Linked DNA regions of Homo sapiens: region 1 is linked to region 2. The links are chromatin loops, found by intact Hi-C in ENCODE. Cell type or tissue: sigmoid colon. All regions are shown on one strand.

What was found. Hi-C counts contacts between places; a loop is a spot of excess contacts. Peaks named below come from ENCODE experiments on the same cell type or tissue, not always from the same donor. Only the 100,000 strongest peaks of a DNase experiment are listed, where the experiment ranks them.
Region 1: a loop joins it to region 2, with 12 times the contacts of the local background. A loop is called at or near these places in 107 of 110 quality-filtered maps.

The regions. Positions count from the first base shown.
Region 1 is chr2:26,600,976-26,608,975 of GRCh38, forward strand. All of the region lies in intron 3 of CIB4 (calcium and integrin binding family member 4), which reads right to left. Among named protein-coding and RNA genes, the nearest start is that of CIB4, 36 kb to the right of the region's middle. In sigmoid colon, a CTCF peak has its summit at 4,620 (motif pointing right); no DNase peak of the experiment used is centred here; H3K27ac peaks cover 315 bases.
Region 2 is chr2:26,742,526-26,750,525 of GRCh38, forward strand. No RefSeq gene overlaps it. Among named protein-coding and RNA genes, the nearest start is that of SLC35F6, 18 kb to the right of the region's middle. RefSeq lists enhancers at 1-431, 7,520-8,000. In sigmoid colon, a CTCF peak has its summit at 3,396 (motif pointing left); a DNase peak (open chromatin) is centred at 3,386.

The DNA of each region.
Region 1 (8,000 bases), 140 kb before region 2:
TTTGGGAGGCTAAAGGGTGAGGATTGCTTCAGTCCAGAGTCTGAGACCAGACTAGGCAACATAATGAGACCCTGTCTCTACAAAAAAAATTAAAAATTGGCCAGGTATGGTCTTGCACGCCTGTAGTTCCAGGTACTTGGGAGGCTGAGGTACAAGGATCAATGAGCCTAGGAGGCTGAGGCTGCAGCATGCCATGATTGTGCCACTGCACTCCAGCCTGAGTGACAGAGTGAGACCATGTCAAAAAAAAAAAAAAATATATATATATATATATATATATATATATATATATATGCATGCTAAGCCTTTAGTAATTAATGTGGTATGGTATTTGTTCAAGGATAGACAAATAGATCAATGGCCATAATGGAGACTCCAGAAACAGACCCACACATATATGGCTACCTGATTTATGACAAAGATAACATGGCAATGCTGTGGGGGAAGGGACAGTCTTTTCCATAAGTGATGTTGGGTTTAGTGGACATTCATATGGGGAAAAAATGAATCTTTATAATCCTACCTCACACCATACACAAAAATCAAATCCAGACTGATCATAGATCTAATATGTAGGACTAAAATAAAACATTAGGTAACTATCACAGGAGGATATCTTCATAATCTCGGGGGCAAAGACTGTTTAACAATATACAAAAGCACAAACCATAGGAGAAGACTCATAAATTGGAGTATATTAAAAATTTTCAAATTACATTGCTCAAAATACATAATTAAGACAATGAAAAGGCAAGCCATAATAATCACTAGGTACTTCCACAGGTGAATGGATAAACAAACCATGGTGCATTCATGCAATGGAATACTACTCAGCAATAAAAATGAAGAACCATTGATTAATGAAACAACGTGGATGATTCTTCAATGCATTTTGCTAAATAAAAGAAGTCAGACACAAAGGGCTACATATTGTATGAGTCCATCCCAGAAAATGTAAAACCATAGGGCTGGAAAACAGATCATAGCTGTCAGTGGTTGTGGGAGGGGGAATGAGTTCACTACAAAGGAAATTTTGGGGGTGATGGAACTGTTCTCTAGGGTGCTGTGGTGCAGATAGAAGCCATGCCTTTATGCATTTCTGGAAACCCATAGAACTGTACACCACAGAGTGAACTTTACTGGATGCAAATCAAAGACAATATGGGATGATAGAGAATCCAGGATGGAATACAGGTCATGGCAAATGAAACCAACTGTATTACAAATGCATGACAAAACCTTCCTGAAAGGAGTGGAAGAAGAGGAAGTGACCAAGTAACTTTGAAAGGTGGTGTTTGACCAGGTACGTAGTCTAAAGACCAAAATAATATAAATAAACTTCTAGGGAGTATTCTAGGGAGTCATTCCAGGGAGTATTCTAGGGAGTGTATTCTAGGGAGTCAATTTGATTCTCACAGGGTTATGGATTAGCAATTCTTACCACAAGTATACAAAGAGTGAACAAATACATAAATAAATAACAAGTTATAAGTAAGATAAAATAAGTTATAAAGAAGCAAGAGGGAAGGCTAGATATGGTACTGGATTAGTCAGAGACATCAATATGAACTAATGGGTATTTTACTACATGTACAGATGGATAGATACAAAATAAATATTGATGTGTAGTATACATGGGTTAGTATACATACCTATATTTTCTAGCTTCTGTCTACCAAATAACTTTACAGTGGAGAAACTTAGAAATACCATCCTCACCAAATGATCAAGGTTAATATCACCAGTAATAGGTCATGTTGATGTCAGGTATCCCCTGGTATGATGCAATGAGAAGGGCGGTTCAGGCCAGGTGCAGTGGCTCACGCCTGTAATCTCGAGCTTGGGTGGCTGAGGCGGGAGGCTCACTTGAGGACAGGCATTCGAAATCAGCCTAAGCAACATAGTGAGATCCCATCTCTAAAAAATTAAAATAAGCTGGTGTGGTGTTCTGTGCCTGTAGTCCTAGCTACTCGGGAGGGTAAAAGGGGAAGATCACTTGAGCCCAGAAGTCCAAGGCTGCAGTGATCTATGATCGCTCCACTGTGGCATGGGCGATAGAGCAAGACCCTGTCTCTAAAAAACGGGGTGGGGTGGGGGGGTTCACTTCTGTGGTATTTGCACAAATCCATTACTTCTGTCTAATTATGAGAAAACATCTGACAGACCCAAGTTGAAAGATGTTCTACAAAAACACCTGGTCTGTGCTCTCCAAAAAATCATGGAAAAGCGAGACTGAGAAACTATCACAGATCAGAGGAACGAAAAACACGCAATGACTAAATGGAAGGTGGGACCCTGGAGGGGATCCTGACACAGATCAAAAAACATGAGTGGAAAACTAGTGCAAGCCGAGCAAAGTTTGTATTGCATTAATACAATGCAAGCACTAATTTTTATTTCTTAGTTTTGAAAAATAAAGTAAATATAAAAATACCTATATAAAAATATAATAGGTATACAGGTCCTGTATACCTTTCACCCAGCTTTCCCTGATGTGAATACAGGGTGAAAGGTACACAGTCTTGTCTTACTAAATCTTAAAAGCTGGACTTGAAAATATCAATGATTTCAGTAACAAAACAGCATCCAAGAACAAAACTCAGTAACATTTAAATGAATGCAACAAAATTAAACACCTAACCATACAAAATTTACAGTGTTTAGCATCCAGTAAAAAATTATCCATCATGCAAAAAAAGAAGGAAAATAAGACCCACAACCAGTAGAAAAATCAGCTAAAGAAAACAGACCCATGCTTATGCCTGTAATCCCAGCACTTTCGGAGGCTGAGGCAGGCAGATCACTTGAGCCCAGGAGTTCAAGACCAGCCTGGGCAACATGGCAAAAACCCTATCTCTATTTTAAAAAAATACAAAAATTTACCAGGTGTGGTGGTGTGCGCCTGTAGTCATAGCTCTTCAGGAGACTGAGGTGGGAGGATCACTTGAGCCCAGGAGGCAGAGATTGCAATGAGCCAAGATTGTGCCACTGCACTCCAGCCTGGGCAACAGAGCAAGAGCATACCTTAAAAAAAAAAAAAAAAAGAAAGAAATATGAAGAAAACTACATCAATGCACAGCATAATCAAACTGCTAAAAAGCAGTAATAAGAAGAAAAATCAGAGCTGGACATGGTGGTTCATGCCTGGAATCCCAACACTTTGGGAGGCAGAGGCAGGAGGATCGCTTGAGCCCAGGAGTTCGAGACCAGTCTGGGCAGTTTAGCAAGACCCTGTCTCTACTAAAAATAAAAAAATTACCTGGGCATGGTGGTGCACGCCTGCAGTCCCAGCCACCTGGGAGGCTGAGGCAAGAAGATTGCTTGAGCTCAGGAGAACGAAGCTGCAGTGAGCTATGATCATGCCACTGCACTCCAGCCTGGGTGACAGAGCAAGACCCTGTTTAAAAAATATAAATAAAAAGAAGAAGAAAAATCTTTCTCCAGAGGCAGGAAACACACAGGTAGAGAGGAACAAAGATAAAAATGACACTAGGTCTCTTATCAGAAACTAAGCAAGCCAGAAGACAATGGAGCGATATATTTTACTCTCTGAGAGAAAGAAAAAAGTCTCTTATTCTACTCTTCTATACCCAGCAAAAATACCTTTCCAATCTGAAGACAAAATACTCTTTTTTTCCCCCAGACAAACAAAACCTGGGTGAATGCATCAGCAGTAAACCAGAGCTACAAAAAATATAAAAGGAAGTCCTTCTGACAGAAGGAAAATTCCAGAAGGAAGCCTGTTTCTGCACAAAGGAATGAAGAATATTAGAAATCATAAGTAGGTGAGTAAACATAAAGGGTTTTTCCCCTCATTTTGAATCCTTTTCAAGAAGACAAATTCACAATTATAGTTGGAGAGTTTAACATCCAATGATTGATAGAACAAGTAGGACCTCTAAAAATCATTAAGGATATGAAAGACTTAAAAAGACTACCAATCAACGGGACCCAATTGATATTTTACAGAACACGCCACCCCACACAGCAGAATATACATTTTTTTCCAAGTGTACTTAGAATATTTACCAAGATAGACCATATTCAGGGTTATAAAACCAATCTCAATGAATTTAAGAGGATTTAAAGCATACAGAAAATGTTATTTGAACACAACAAAATTAAATTAGAAATCAATAATAAAAAGATTCTTGAAAACCCTCAAAGTCAAAGAAATCATGAATAATTAGAAATTATTTTGAACTAAGTGAAAATGAAAACATAACATATGAAAATTTGTGGTATTCAGTGAAAGCAATGTATACATGGAAATTAATAGCATTAAATGCTTGAATTTTTTAAAAAAAGAAAGGTTTTTAATGTTTGTTCAAGTAAAAAAAAAAATGTCCTTCACCCCTTGTTGGCAGTCAGTCACCGGGGGAAAGTGTATCAGCTGGTGGATGGTGGAACCCATTCCACCCTGTGCTCCTGGGCTACCTGCAAGTGGCTGCCCGGAGGAAATGGAAGAGCTTATCACCACCCACGGTGACTTGGACGCCACAGGTAGATGAAGTTGCTGGACTCACCTGCGAACAGGGGAGTGGACGCCCTTTCAGGGAAGGCTCTTCTTCCTTCATCTCACTGCCTAGGAGGAATTCCTAGTTCTGGGTCTGAACCAGGATTCACCCTTCAGCACTAGAGTATCTCTACCAGAAGGTGGCAGTGTTGGGTCAGCATCATTCAGTCAGTTCACAGACCCAACAAGTGAGCACCTACTGTGTGCAGGCTGTGACGACCTTGCAGGCAGGTGGCAGGGACGATATTATCACTTCATTTTGCAAATGCAGGGTCGATATTATCACTTCATTTTACAAAGAGAGGAAACAGCTCAAGCCCAAAGAAGGAAAGCAACTAGCCAAACGAAGGTCAGGACTCAAATTCTGAATTCAAATGCCCAACTACAGTGCTACTTTTGACTCCATCGAGCATTTAATTAACTGTTTCCCAAGAAAATGTTTCAAAATCACACTCCCACCTACCATGCAGGCGGGGTTTGAGGAATCGCCATGAGTCCCATGACCCTGCCAGCCCGCAGTTACTCAGAGAACAGGCCAAGGGCAGGGGGGAGGCGCGGGGGAGGGCGAATGATGTGGCTTCTTCCTTTGGGAATGAAGACACAAAGCTCATCGTCTGAACTTCAAGTCCTTGCCGCAAATGCATCAGGGTGAGGTACTGAGCAACAGACACTGCGCTGAGTCCTGGGGCCCCCCAAAATGATGCAGACGCTGCCACTGCACTCCAAGAAACTCAGCCTAGGCACTTACAGATGTTTCTTCAGAACCAGACAGCGTGGGGAAGTATCTCAATCAAGCGCACGCAAAGTGCTATGACAAGAGCTAGGACAGGACAGTGAGGCTGGGAGGCAGGACGGACAAAGGGCTCGGAAGGAGAAACCAGGAAGAAGACAGAGGGGAGCAAAGCCGAGGCCAAATCCAGAAGGGAGGGAGATGTGGTGGAGGATTCAGGGAAAAGCTGTTCAGGGGAATGAGAAAAGAGGCAGGGCCAGAGGACTCCCCCCTCCTCCCGCGCCCCTCAAGCTGTCTCTTTCCCTTCCAGGGAATAAAAATGTGAAGGAGGAGAAGGCAGCAGTGGGGTTTAACTTGGACTCTGAAACCCCTCAGAGACTCTAGCTGGTTGGTATGACCCTCCCCAGGTAGAAAGAACCCTGAAATTTTCATTTCTGGGGCGCTGGGGTCCAGGGAGCATGGAGGGTGAGAAATTTATTTAGGTGAATGCACTTCCTCTATTGTCCGGGGCCCTGGAGGCATCTTTCCTGCTAATTATTTATAAGAAAGGGATAGCCCCTGTGTTTGAGATGCTCAACCTTCCTGAAGTCTAAAAACAGAGAGGCTCAAATGGGAGCTGTCTCCTAGTGACAGATGGGCTGGCAGGGTCAGGCTAAGGATGTGTCCTGCCGGCAGCTGGAGGCGGATCGCTAATGGAACAAATAGGGAAGAAAGGCAGTAAAAATGTTAAATATTATTAAACAGCCATGGGATCATGTGGCTTGAACCTGACTCAGACCCACCAAACCAGTCCTCCCCAGATTCCAGGCCAACAGGTACCTGCCACTCCCTGGAGGAAACTTCCCAAAGAGCCATCTGCCCTAACTACCTCTCCTAGGTGGAGCTCAAAGGACTGCAGGCCTGAGGTTTTGGGGGCCACCTAGAAGCCTGGTCTTGCGTTGTGGGAGATTTGGGGTAGGCAGTGGAGCGAGCAGAGGCTCTGGAGTCAGATTGACTCTAAAAAGTTAGTATAATGACTTCTTATTTGACATCTACAAGATTTTCCCATCTTGCAGCTTTTGACTATATTTATACAATCTCAATATTTTAATAGTGCAACTTGCCCGAGCAAAAAAGAACAAAAAAGATAACCAAAAATCAATTGTCCCCTCACTTGTTCATCAACATCTATTACAGGAGAAACAAAACTTACCCGTATTGTAGATAAATATCTATCCACGTTTGTACATTACCATTTTTAATAGCTTGTGATCAACTCTACAATATCTTATAACACATTAAACAATATTCAAATTCCTAGATAACAACACAACAAAACAAGCTGTGTGACCTCCATTTCCCCATCTGTAAAATGGGTAAAGTCATAGCCTTGTTCACAGGGTTTTGTGGGGCTCGAATGAGATTATATTTGCAAAACACCTGGCACTGCCAGGACCCGGATAAACATTTGCTACCATGAATAACCCCCACCCCACTTCACCTGTCCTCCATCAGCACCACCAGCACCACCAACACTCCTGGCTCTGGTAGAGCTGTTCATTTTGAGCTCCAAGCAAAGCTGTTACCTGGGCCAGCGTGTGTCCAGGGGTTCACCCTGCCTGCCGGAGGGCAGCAGAAATGTGTGTTCTGGCTCTTCAGATGCTGACTTTGGCCAGAGGCTTGGCTGGCCAGCCAGGCTGATGTGAATGTCACCTCCACGTGAAATCTCCAGGGGACTCAAAGGAGAGCAGCTCTGGCCGGGCGCGATGGCTCACGCCTGTAATCCCAGCACTTTGCAAGGCTGAGACGGGTGGATCACCTGAAGTCAGGAGTTCAAGGCCAGCCTGGCCAACATGTTGAAACCCCACCTTTACTAAAAATACAAAACTTAGCTGAGCTTGGTGGCGCATGCCTGTAATCTCAGCTACTCAGGAGGCTGAGGCAGGAGAATCCCTTGAACCCAGGAGACGGGAAGGTTGCAGTGAGCTGAGATTGCACCACTGCACTCCAGCCTGGGCAACAGAGTTAGACTCTGTCTCAAAAAAAAAAAAAAAAAAGGAGAGTGGGTCTGGTGAGAAGGGGGTGAGAAGGGGGCTCACGTGCTGTGTACCTACCTACATTTCACCTCGCTCTGCAATTGAGGCTAGAGAATGACAGAGGCACTAACACATTGGCTGTGTGTCTGAGTCCCACAGGGAATTTGAAACAAAATTCAGATGCCTTAACCCTAGCATAGACTTTCCGAGTCAGCACCTCTAGGCCTAAGGCCCAAGAGTCTGTATCTGAATAAGCTGCCTGGGTTTCTCCGTGGACAATCCTTAGACTACATCCACTAAATGACCTGATCGAACTCCCAGGGCCACTAAATGGCAGAGACATGACACCAGATGCTGTCAGGCTGACTCCCAGGCTGCCCCATCCTTGCCTGGACAGAGCCTGCCACCCAACAGGGGTGGCGATGCGATGGGGGCTGTGGGGAGAAGTGGTGTGAAGCGCAGACCACACCCAGCCTCACTCCAGTGCAAACCACCAACCTGGAAACAGTGGTTTGGCACAGATCTCACCAAGCCTTCTTTCTCTCCCTGCACTCCCCAGCACCCCTGTCTCGTGGGTGGCCGGGCCCTGCAGAGGTGGCATAGCACATCACCCCCACCCCGGGGCCCACCCTCTTCTCACCTCTCCCTCTCTTGCTCTCTCGTCGCTCATGGTCACTTCCACCTGAGATGAGCTGTCTCTCCTGCAAGCCTGTCCTTTAACTGGCTTCCCTCTTCTAAT
Region 2 (8,000 bases):
TCGGAAGGCCCACAACCCACCCCTAGGACGCCACCTCCCATGGGGTCAGCCCATGGCTGGGAGTGGTTGGGGCTCCAGGATGCTGAGGGCAGATCACTGCCGGGGCCAGGCTGCTGTCAGGCCATCCCAATCCAAGCATCAAAAGTGAACAGCAGCTCCCACTTCCCCCTGCTCTGGGCTGCAAAAATGGACCTCGTAATCGACCATACCAGCACAGTACTTACTTTCTAGTGGACCCTTCCTTCTGTCCACTCTCTGAACCTGTGAGGTGGGCAAGGCAGTCAAAATCGTGCCCACTCTGTGAATGAGGGCTTCATGCTTCCACTAGGCCAGTGGACCTGTCTAAACCCCACGGCTAAAATGCTTAGGAAGGGGGAGCTTCGGCTCCCCAGCCAGCCTCAAAAAGGGCCCTCAAAGCGTGAGGAATGGATCTTCAGTGGAAATGTACAGAGTCTCACAGTGGGACCAAGTATGCCTGCCTTTATAGAAAGGACCTACAGGGACCACCTCTTCCTCCCCTCCATTTGCTAATAAGGAGGATCGATACAGAAAGCTCAGATAAGCTCAGAGTCACACCAGAAAAGTAACAGAGCCAGGCTAAAGCCAAAAAGCCACTCTGATTTGGACAATCATGGAGAGGACTTCTCCCCTTCCTTCTGGTTGGTTCATGGTGAAAAATCTGACCATGGCATTCAGACAAAGCCTCATGTTCATGAGGAGACCCTGAAAGCAGTCAGGAAGTCAGCCGAGGTCCCCAGGGGACACCTGCAGCAGGGCCATGAAGGATGACATGGTTCCCCTTCCCTGCCTCAGTCAGCACAGAGCAGAACAAATCCTCATGCAAGATTTGGCCAGAGCTGGAAGGAGCCCCAGAGGCATCTCAGCCTGCCTCATTTCACCCCTAGGGAAACTGAGGCCTGATAAGGACCCAGGAGGCGGTCATGACCATCTGTACTTTCAGTTGCCATAAGAGACCAACAATCCGGGAGCGATCGGGACAGGTGAGCCAAGGAGGTCCGCAGCAGGGGCAGGGGTATGTGTGGGTACTGTTACAAAGGGCATAGGCCTAGCTCACTACCTCCCCTATTCTCACAGCGCAAGAGACACTCTGAGGCCTGTTGCCCGAGGGGCCTGCGGGCCAAGTTCAGATGATCTAATACAAGGAAGAAAACCACTACCTCTGTTGAGTTTCTATCAGATGCCAGGCAGGAATCACCATGCCCAACTTACAGGTGAGGCCCAAGTGGCTGAGTGACTTGTCTGAGGTCGCCCAGGAGGTAAGGAGCAGAGCTTGGACTGCAAATGCAATGTTCTCCCACTCCACCTCCTTCCCCTCAGACCTAGAGGCCGCCCTGCTACTGCTATTTGCTTTGGGATAGTGTTGCCCTACCTGCCTGCTCAGCCTGCACCCCTGAGGTAGGGCCCTGTGGCCCCTGAGCCAGCTCCCTCCCATCCATGCTCTGGGGTCTTTCCATGTCCTTGTCATCCCCCAGCCCCTGCTGGAGGGCTGAAGCAGCTGGAACTGCTTTTTCCCACCAGGCCTGTCAGGACCAAGTCACCAGACCTACTCTCTCGAGAATCACTGCGTAATGGCCACTGGGAATCTGCATTTTAACAGGAAAGTTCTGGAAGCACTGTTTTGGAGAAATAAAGACTGGGATCTGCTGCTCTCAGGAAAGACTTTAGTTCTGTTTTTGAGGAAGGAAAACCAATTTCCACTCTATTCCACTAGGGCCAAAGCCAGCTGATATGCCCCCTTGATGGAATTAACAAGGAGCCTCTTCCAGGAGGTACAACCTCATGTGGTGGGCAAAGAGCCCCTTTCCGTGGGGGGATAAAAAGATTTCCCTTCCTATAAGCACATAGTTCCAAGATTCCTTCAGCTGAGAAAGTGAGGAAGAAGTGCAGAGGCCTGAGGCAGACACTCCTCCCACTTGGTCACTTTCACTCCGGAGAAGAGTGTCCCACTGCAGCATTTATCCTGCCGGCACCCCTCCCCACTAACACCAATCTCTGCTCTGGAGAAAAGGTCGCTTTGCCCGGAGTCGCTAAAAATCACACATTAACAGCCCTAGTGGTTTCCAGCAGTTTCAATGCTGGCTTCAGCCAGAAATGTCTTAAAAAGGCCACCCGCTCTTTTTAATCCATAGCATTTATATTTTATAACATTTAAACAGAACCATTTTAAGGCAAAGATACATAGGACTTTCCTCACATGTCCACATAAAAAGGAAAAACCAGGAGATATCTATTAGGTTGGTGCAAAAGTAATTGCGGTGTTTGCCGTACATTAGACAACTAGGGAATTCTTTCTGAGCCCAGCAATGATCAGCTCCTACAGAGTACCGCTGCCTCACACGGGGGATCTCCCTCCTCCAAGAAGCCCTCGTGCCTACCCTCTGGGCTAGGAGCCTGGATATCAAGCCCCAAGAAAAGGTGTCCTCTGTAGAGGCAGCTTCCCCGTTACCCATAGACATAACAGCTACATTTACTGAGCTTTCTAATGTTTCAAGAACAAACACTATTAAAAGAATGACAATCAATATCACAGGTGACAGAATTACCCCATTTTACAGATGGGAACAAGCTCAGAGAGGTCAACAGACCTGCCCGCCCCTGATTCCACAGCCCATGCCCTTCATGGCTCTCTGCCCCAGCCAAGGCCTCCCCAGCTCACAGGGAGGCTGAAACCTCCTGCCAGCCTGCAGTCTTGCCAGCCTCTTACGCTAGGCCACCCTGCCCTCCTGGTTGAGGGCACTTGACTGTGTCCTCCACCATCTGACTCCTGGAGAAACTCAGCCCTCAGCACCTCTTTTTGTTTTATGCAGCTCCCTGAATCACACCCTTTTTGATGCTTTCTTTTTTTTTTTTAATAGAGATGGGGGTGCCAGGTGGGGTGGTTCATGCCTGTAATCTCAGAATTTTGGGAGGCGGAGGCGGGTGGATCACTTGAGGTCAGGAGTTTGAGACCAGCCTGGCCAACGTGGTGAAACCCCGTCTCTACTAAAAATACAAAAAAAAAATTAGCCGGGCATGGTGGCACAGGCCTGTAATCCCAGCTACCTGGGAGGCTTAGACAGGAGAATCCCTTGAACCCGGGAGGCAGAGGTTGCAGTGAGCCGGGATTGCACCACTGCACTCCAGCCTGGGCAAGGAGCAACACTTCGTCTCTAAATAAATAAATAGAGATAAGGGACTTGCTATATCACCCAGGCTGGTCTCTAACTCCTGGGCTCAAGCAATCCCCCTACCTCGGCCTCCCAAAGTGCTGGGATTACAGAAGTGACCTTTTTGATACTTTCAATATTAAAATTCCCTCCAGTGACACCCATCATTTGTAAAAGCTGGATGGGCCCAGCCTCATCTCACTTTGGAAGCAGGGTCAGAGCGCCATCTGGTGGCTGTCTAGTGAGCCTTGTATTGGCTGAGCAGCAGAATCAGAGCCTGAGATCTGGAAGGCCCCTAGGAGTCAGGTGGTCCAGCAGAGGTTCAGAGATGGGAAGTAACCCACCTAAAGGCACATGGCAAATTAGAATCCATCTCCAGGACCATAACCCAGCGTTTGGGCAATAAGACTGTGCTTTTCGAATTCCCCTGGTGTTTCGGAGAAGCTGCATATCTGGAGCCATATCTGATAGTTGTGAAGTGCAAGTAGAGACAGTCCTATTCTCAAGGTGCACCATCTTCCTGGCGTGGCATCCTTTATTCTGCTTATCATTTTGAATAGGTCAATTTACACATGGTATAAAATTCAAAAGGCACAAAAAGGATATGCAGTGAAAAGTGAGTCTCTCACACCCTAGCCCTCTACCACACAATTATCACTTTCCACATCTCCACCCAGAGATTTTCTCTATATTTACAAGTATAAAATATACATATATTTTAGCTTTTACATAAATAGTAGCATATCATACGCAAGGATTTTTCTTTTCTTTTTTTTTTTTAGACAGGATCTCACTCTGTCACCCAGCCTGGAGTGCATTGTAGTGGTGTGATCTTGGCTTACTGCAACCTCCAACTCCCAGGCTCAAGTAATCCTCTCACCTCAGCCTCCCAAGTAGCTGGGACTAAAAGTGCATGCCAGTATACCTGGCTAAATTTTGTGTTTTTTTGTAGAGACAGGATCTTGCCATGTTGCCTAGGCTGGTCTCGAACTCCTGCATTCAAGCGATCTGCCCACCGTGACTTCCCAAAGTGCTAGGATTACTGGCGTGAGCCACTGTGCCCGACCTTACATGGGGCTCTTAACAACACATCTTGGAGATCATTGTCCATCGCACATGAAGAGCATCGTCATTCCTTTGTAAAGCAATACTGTATTCCCTGCATGGCAGTACATGGAGGCGCCATAACGTATTTAACTACTCTTCTTTAGATGGAAATGTGGGTGGTTCCCAATTCATTGCTATGAAAAACACGTAGGGAAAACATGTTAGAATAAATTCCTGGAAGTGGAATTGCTACAATTATCAGTTTTCATTTTGGTCTCACAGACCAGAAAACCCAACATAATAAAAGTTTAATTATGTAAGGCCTCATTATCTCATAGCAAACAAGCCTAGAAGACAGTTCATGGGCACATGGTAGCTCCAGGCTGGGAGAAAGGATATGAATATGTTAACTGTATAGATATTACCAAATCGCCCTTCTCAGAGGCTGAACTGTCTTGATTTCCACCATCAGTGTACAGCGTTTCCTTACAGTCAGACCAAGAGCACATTATCATACTTTGTTTGAAATTTCCCAGCTGAACAGGTGAAAATGATACTCATTGGACTTTTATATCACTTTTGCAGGTTCAACCTCCCAGACTCAAGCAATCCTCCCACCTCAGACTCCCAAGTAGCTGGGACTACAGATACATGCCACCACACCCAGCTAATTTTGTTGATTTTTTTGTAGAGATACCCTTCTCACTTTGTTGCCTAAACTGGTCTCCTGGGCCCAAGCAATACTCCCATCTAAGCCTCCCAAAGTGCTAGGATTACAGGCATGAGCCACCATGCTCGGTCTTATATTTTTTTCTCTCTCTGTTTTTTTTTTTTCACAGGGTCTCACTTAGTTGCCCCAGCTGGAATGCAGTGGTGCAGTCTTAGCTTACTGCTGCCTCTGTCTCTTGGGTTCAAGTGATTCTCTTGCCTCAGCCTCCCTAGTAGCTAGCACTGCAGGTGTGTGTCGCCACACCCGGCTAATGTATTTCTCTTATTATGAGCACTGTTGAGCATCTTTCCTGGGCCTAAGAGGTACTTCTTTCCCCATGGATTGTCTCGTTATATTCATTGTCCATCTTGCTTTTGTGTTTTTGGCCTTGTTTGTATTGATTTTTTGTTAACAGCTTTATTAAGATACAGTCCACATACCATAAAATTCACCCATATGAAATGTACAATTCAGTGGTTTTAGTATGTTTACAGGGCTGTGCAACTGTCATCACAATCTAATTTTAGAACATTTTGTCTCCCTTTCAAAAGAAATCCAGTACCCATTAGCAATCACCCCCACCATGCATATACCATACACCTCCATGCCTCCCCCACCAAACACCCCCACACCTAAGCAATCACTAATCAACTCTCTGTCTCCATAGTTTTGCCTATTCTGAACATTTCATATAAATGGAATTATACAATATGTGGTCATTTGTGGCTGGCTTCTTTCACTTCACATAATGGCTTCAAGGTTCATCTGGCCGGGCAAAGTGGCTCATGCCTGTCATCCTAGCACTTTGGGAGGTTGAGGCAGGCAGGGCCTGAGCTCAGGAGTTACCAGCCTGGGCAACCCGGTGAAACCCCATCTCTACTAAAATGCAAAAAATTAGCTGGGCATGGCAGCATGCGCCTGTAGTCCCAGCTACTCAGGAGGCTAGGGGAAGAGAACTGCTTGAACCCGAAGGTGGAGGTTGCGGTGAGCCAAAATCGTGCCACTGCATTCCATCCTGGGCAGCAGAGCAAGACGCCATTTCCAAATAAATAAATAAATAAATAAATAAATAAAGTTTCATCTATGTTGTACCATGTATCAGTACTTCATTCTTTTTTATTGTTGCATGATGTTCCATTGTATGGCTACGCCATACAGACTTCTTCATATGTCAAGGAAATTCGACCTGTGTCTGTGGTGTGAACTGCAAATATTTTTCACAGATTGTCATATATCTTTTATTTATGCTTTTTTCCCCATGCAAGTTTTTTTTATCACACGCAGAAGACCTTTCCTACTCCAGAACTATTATAATGTCTTCAAAATGGCTCTTCCACATTCCTTTCTAGAGATTTCACAATTTAATTTTTTTATTCCAGTCACATCTTTTATCCAGCTGGAATTTATTTTGGTGTAAGGTAAAAGGTGGGAATCTAAACTTTTTTTTTTCCTTGAGACAGAGTCTTGCTCTGTCGCCCAAGCTGGAGTGCAGTGGCACAAACTCGGCTCACTGCAACCTCCGCCTCCCAGGTTCAAGCATCTCTCCTGCCTCAGCCTCCCGAGGAACTGGAATAGCTGGGACTACAGGCGCATGCCACCATGCCCAGCTAATTTTTGTATTTTAATAGAGATGGGGTTTCACTATGTTGTCCAGGCTGGTCTTGAACTCCTGACCTCAGGCCATCTGCCTGCCTCGGCCTCCCAAAGTGCTGGGATTACAGGCATGAGCCACCGCACCCAGCCTCTAAGCTTATTTTTCACAGATATCTACCCAGTTGTCCCAATAACATTTAAACAATCCCCACTGATTTGAAATGCCACATTTGTATTGTATTTATTAAATTTCTGCTTGTGTTAGGGTGCATTTCTGGACTTCCTATTCTTTCACGGTTACTCATCTGTCCATGGACCAGTACCACAACATAAAGATCTATAATGCTTAACTTTATATAATGGAAAATTTCAAATATGCAAAAAATTGGAGGACATAGTACAGTGAGCCTCCATGTACACATAGCTCAGCTTTAACAATCACTGGCCGGGCATGGTGGCTCATGCCTGTAACCCCAGCACTTTGGGAGGCCAAAGCAGGCAGATCATCTGAGGTGGGGAGTTTGAGACCAGCCTGGCCAACATGGTGAAACCCCGTCTCTACTGAAAATACAAAATTAGCTGAGTGTGGTGGCACGCGCCTGTAATCCCAGCTGCTTGGGAGGCTGAGTCAGGAGAATTGCTTGAACCCAGGAGGTAGAGGTTGCAGTGAGACTAGATCACGCCACTGCACTCCAGCCTGGGCATCAGAGCAAGACTACATCTAAAAAAAAAAAAAAAAAAAGGCAGAAAAACAACAAAAAAACCAATCATCAACTTTCTGCCATTTATGTCTTCTAAGGGCTTTTTTTCCCCTCTCTATTTTTGTGGGGAAAAGAGAGATCAGATTGTTACTGTGTCTGCGTAGAAAGAAGTAGACATAAGAGACTCCATTTTGTTCTGTACTAAGAAAAATTCTTCTGCCTTGAGATACTGTTAATCTGTAACCCTACCCCCAACCCTGTGCTCCCTGAGACATGTGCTGTGTCAACTCAGGGTTAAATGGATTAAGGGCTCTGCAGGATGTGCTTTGTTAAACAAATGCTTGAAGGCTGCATGCTTGTTAAGAGTCATCACCACTCCCTAACTTCCAATACCCAGAGACACGGTACACTGCTGAAGGCCGCAGGGACCTCTGCCTAGGAAAGCCAGGTATTGTCCAAGGTTTCTCTCCTTGTGATAGTCTGAAATATGGCCTCGTGGGAAGGGAAAGACCTGACCGTCCCCCAGCCCCACACCCGTAAAGGGTCTGTGCTGAGGAGGATTAGTAAAAGAGGAAGGAAGGCCTCTTTGCAGTTGAGATAAGAGGAAGGCATCTGTCTCCTGCTCGTCCCTGGGCAATGGAATATCTCAGTGTAAAGCCCGATTGTATATTCCATCTACTGAGATAGGGGAAAACCGCCTTAGGGCTGGAGGTGGGACATGCTGGCAGCAATACTGCTCTTTAAGGCATTGAGATGTTTATGTATATGCACATCAAAAGCACA